Regions from separate parts of the Homo sapiens genome. Here region 2 is linked to region 1. Evidence: read pairs that join two places in POLR2A ChIA-PET (ENCODE). Cell type or tissue: A673. All regions are shown on one strand.

The links. ChIA-PET counts read pairs that join two places held together with the same protein. Peaks named below come from ENCODE experiments on the same cell type or tissue, not always from the same donor. Only the 100,000 strongest peaks of a DNase experiment are listed, where the experiment ranks them.
Region 2: POLR2A ChIA-PET joins it to region 1 with 8 read pairs; 2 of 35 experiments call an interaction of 5 or more read pairs at or near these places.

The regions. Positions count from the first base shown.
Region 1 is chr20:10,663,501-10,666,000 of GRCh38, forward strand. It overlaps JAG1 (jagged canonical Notch ligand 1), which reads right to left. Exons shown (of 26, transcript NM_000214.3): 3 at 463-514. Among named protein-coding and RNA genes, the nearest start is that of JAG1, 9.2 kb to the right of the region's middle. In A673, no CTCF peak of the experiment used is centred here; no DNase peak of the experiment used is centred here; H3K27ac peaks cover 409 bases.
Region 2 is chr20:9,619,901-9,622,400 of GRCh38, forward strand. All of the region lies in intron 3 of PAK5 (p21 (RAC1) activated kinase 5), which reads right to left. LOC101929348 (a long non-coding RNA gene) reads left to right here and starts at 107. Exons shown (of 3, transcript XR_244242.4): 1 at 107-191. In A673, no CTCF peak of the experiment used is centred here; no DNase peak of the experiment used is centred here.

The DNA.
Region 1 (2,500 bases):
CCCGGAGAGACTAGAAGCTCACCTGCCCACCAAGTGAAATTCAAGGTCGGTCTCTAGAGCCCAGCACCACCTTTATGGCTTTATCTTTCTGATGAGAGATTAAACACTCACTTAAAGTTTAAATGGACTTTTAAAAAGTCACTACTTTGATCCTTTAGCAGACTACAAGGTTTTAAAGTTGTAAAACCATTAAGATCTCTATCCCGAAGATAATCTAGGTTTCATAATCAGGGAATGAGTTAACTGGGATTCTGTTCTGGCCACTTAATATTCCAAGCAAAAATCCTAGAAAAGTTAAGGAATACATTCCACTGAAGGTTCACCCTGGGGTACAGGGGAGAACAGAAGGCAAGAGGTGGCAGAAATGCTAAGTACTAAGGAGACAGATCCAGCTCCAACTGGTTGGCCAAGCCCCACACTTCCACGTGTGTTTAGAGAAAAGTCCACAGAAGCGATACTTACGAACGGTGTCATTACTGGAATCCCACGCCTCCACAAGCAACGTATAGGACCTCTGCAAGACAAACAAACAATTTAGCAATTCAGAAACAGGGTCGACTTTCCAAAATCTCGTACATTCTTGGCCTCCCAGAATACCCCACCAAACAAAACCATAATGCCAAAATAAAAATTCTGTTGGTTGTTGCATTGAGTTCCTGGATGTTTAAATCCAAACCAACTCCCCTTCCTTTGTCAGCACTCTTCCCAGGTTGACAAATGACTCCTTTCACCTGGCAGGGACGCACTGGAGTCAACATGCATGCAGGCAGCTCAAAGTTGAGATCAGGAAATGCCACCTCACTATATGATATGAGAGTATTTAGCATATAGTTTCCCAAAACTTTCCAGACCCTGACCCTAGTGCATGAGGAAACACACACACACACACACACACACACACACACACACACAAAGAATTTATTCTAAGCTAACCTAACCAGGTATTTGTACCGAGGGGGTATTGCTAAGGTTACACTTTGGGCCCTGGTGAGGCAGTCTCTAGGGAGGCCCCCTTTTCCTTTTTAGAACCCCTTTGAAAACTCTGTCTATGTGAGACCATCCTGGCTCCCACAAGTATCGGGTAACTCTAGGAAACAGGAGGGGGTAGATGCAAAGTGACTCTGCAAGACAAAGAAGTCAACCTCACTTGGGCGGTGGAGTTGGGGGCAGATCCCAGGGAAGAAAGTACAAAGGGAGAAACAACCGCACACCCATGGGTTATATTTATTGATGAACTTATCTGTTAATAAGATCTAACATTCCAAGAATAATCAGAGTCTACTAACTAAACAAATTCCCTGGATACTGGCAAGATGCCAGCTGTTAAACTGAAGGCACCTTTTATCTTCCAAGCTTATCTCAGAATTCCACCTCCCCACCCCCAGCCAAACCTAAGCTATTAGCAAATTCCCTCCTTTTCTAAAATTTTCCTTCGTAATTTACAGTAAGGTCAGTCTCACAAAACACCAGCGTTTAAATGAAGCTTCTGCTATCTTGGCACTGAAGAAATGTACTCAAGGCAGGTGGGGTAGACAAGGAACATGAACTAGGTTATGAATCCCTGCTTTGCTGTGTCAGAAACCAAGCCATAGGAAATAGAAGCGTGTATAGATTAAATAATACCGTGCTGTGCCACCAGAAGCACACTGCTGCCAAGAGAAGAGAAAGCACCTATAAGATAAAGGAAAAAGAGAAAAAGGGAGGGTAAAAGGGAGTTTCATTCATAACTCAAGGCCAGCTTAGCGCTCTCAGAGTGACACAGCAGGTCATCTCTGAATATAAAAATATCTTGTGATAGACCCTGCCTTGGAATTCAGCCGAAATATGTTTCATACTCAAAGCAGAGTAGGATTCCATTTCGTTCACTGATAACTGTGGGAAAATGCTCAGAAAAGCAAGCAAAACCGGGCAAGCCAGGGCACATACCCAGCCCTCTCCTGTTAGTGGCCACAGGTCCAAATTCATTGCTGTTGTTACTATTTTATTAGCGAAAGTTATACCTTATTTACTGCCTCTTTAAGTTTCTTAGGACTTCCTGCAAATTACAGGACTCTTCCCTAAGAGCAGCAAGAAATTATATTTCTCTACTGATTTGAGGTAAGAGCACAGTCAAAATGAGGCCAGATGTGTGGCTGATTCTGTATAATTAAGCCCTTCATTTGCTGGTCACGTTGAGGCCCACGTCCTCCACTTCAACAGTATTGTTGTAATTAATCCTCTGATTAAATGCATTGATACCAGGAGTTTTGACAGACTTGCACAAGCGCTAAACACATAATACCCACAAACCCCACTGCAAGGGAAGGTGCCGGGACTGAGCTGGCATGGCAGTACTAACTCAGTTTAATACTCAAAGAGGAAAGCATCCTTAGGTCTTGCACAAGAACTTGGACGACCAAGCAGTCTACCAGGCTCATCCTCGCCAGAACTGGGAAAACCTCAGAAGTTGCTGACCGACATCACCCCACCTGGAGAGAAAAGAATTGCACACAGCCCTACG
Region 2 (2,500 bases), 1.0 Mb before region 1:
CAATCATTAGTGCTCTCAGCCAATCATCAGTACTCTCAGCCAATCATCAGATCACCTGAATTCTAGATTTTCCATCATCTCAGCCACCTTTTTTCACATGCAACTTGTTAAACGTTGTCCAAGGATGAGATGGAATGAAATGGACACCTTTAGTGTACAGATAACATGGACGGAAGTTCTGTTGTAACAAGGTGGGTACAGAAAGTGAGGGCAGAAATATGAATCAGCAACACTGCCCTCCACCACAGCCTTTATTTGCCCATTCACAACACTCTGTAATTAGAGCTAGATCACATGGACAATTATTTCCCCTTTGGAGTAAACATTCCTAGAAGGAAGGACTCATCCCTGATTTATTCAATGTTGTGTCCTCAGCACTGGGCTTGGTATTTGGCTGGCATTTGTTGAAACAAAGATCCTAAAAGGGAACAATGAAAATTTGAATTCAGGTCTCTTCAGAAGGATTGCGGAAAGCAGGAGGAGGATTCTGGGACCATCATGACCTAAACAATTCTCCCTCTCCTCCATGTTCAACTCCAGGGTGTCCACTTCTTTTGACCACATGGCGTCTGGGGCTGATGGGCAGTTGGACCAGCAAGGCTTGGGTGCTGAGGACATCTCAACAGAGAGAGCTTGTGGGCTTGCTTCCACCTGGATGGGGAAGAGGTTGCGCTCTAGCTGCTCATGGGTGGACAGCAGGCTCAGGTCCTGGGAAGAACATGGCTCACAGTGATATGGGGACCCAAGACCGTGAACTATGGCACCATGGATTTCCCAGCTCTGGAGATGTGGTGTTTAAAAGCTATACAGAGTCTCTGCCCTGGAGGTTGGGAGAGTCTGAGAGATGGTGGAGGAAGAGAGGGCTTCCTCCGTGCATCTCAATGGGGAATTGACAGTCTGCCTGCATGACGCCATCAGTCCCCAGGTGTAGTTTCCATTTTGTCTTCCTCTAATCATGGGACTACTACCACACAGAGAAAGAAAATAGCCAGAAAAAATATATATATATTAATATATTGTAACCAAAGGTATCCAGCAGCCAGAGAAAGAGAGAGAGAAAGAGAGAGAGAGAGAGAGAGAGAGAGAACAATGGCTCAGAACAGATTAAACTCTTACCCAACAAAACAGAGCTACCGGAAGAGACAGATGACAACTTGAATGTAAAAAGCAACAAGAGCATCTCTGTTGATTCAAGCACGACACAAAAGAGAGTGTCTGGAAATAGGCAATTCAAAGCATTGATTGAAGGAGAAGATGGTCACTGCTGAGACATGAGGTTTAGACTGACAAGTAGAAGAGATGTCTCAAAACCTATGCAAAAATATAAAGAGAGGAAAGTCATAGGGGAAAAAGAGACTTAACATGCAAAATAAGGGAGTGTCAGAAGAATAAAAAGGAACAGATGGCGGGCAGAATTTAACAAATAATAGATGATAATTTCCTTGAGCTAAGGACCTGAATAGACAGCTTAAAAAAATGTCATTAAGTTCAGGGCAGGACTGATTAAAAAAAAAAAAAAAAAAGACACACCTAGGCATATCCTGAAAAATTTTTCACTCTTAGAATAAAAAAAGTCTCTTACATATTTCCAGGAAAGAGAGAATATTAATGGGCTGATTTGAAAAAAAAAAAAAAAAATACTTATGTAGGCATATCCTAGAAAATTCCTTAATTCTAAGAATGAAAAAAACTCTTACATACTTCCAAGAAAGAATGAGAATACCAATGGGCTTATTATCTAAAAACCTGAAGTTTAAATAAGTACAGTCCTGCAGTTGACTTAGGTCTGAGTGTGGTGGCTGACGGGCAATGGCAGGCCACTCCTCCTGAGAACAGCCCACAGTTATCCAGAGAGTGCTCACAGCCTCATGCAGCGGGGCCTGCGGTGTTATGCCTTTCTTTGGGGATGGTCTCAGCTAATGACTTATTGAAAAATGGTAATAAAAGTCAGAATTGCTATCTCCAGGTGAGACAACCCCATGGTGCCATTGATACTCCATGGTCTCAGGCTCAGGCTAGACTGGAACTGAAACCACAGCTCTGTCCATAATATTCTTCAGCACTCTCCTGCCTACCTTATTCTGTCACGGGTGCCTCCTGAGACATCTCCCTCAGTAAGTCACTTGCAGAAGAATCCCCATCTGAGGTTCTGCTTCTAGCAAGCCCAGCCTGAAAGGAAAGGACTGGGAAACCTATACTCAACCACGATATAATTCACTCATTAGCAAAACCAAAACCAAATATATACGTGATTATATGTTAGATTTAAGAAAGCAAAACATGATCATATATTACAGTTATCTCTAACCATTTTGAGGTAATGCTAGGCAAGACTTTATCCAAATAACAGATGATCTAGATCTTCCCTTTCAATATGGTACCCACTAGACATATGTGACTATTTAAATTAAAATTAATTAAAATAAAATCAAATCAAAAATTCAATTCTGAGTCATCCTCAACATATTTCCAGAGCTCCATATCTCCATGTATCTGGTAG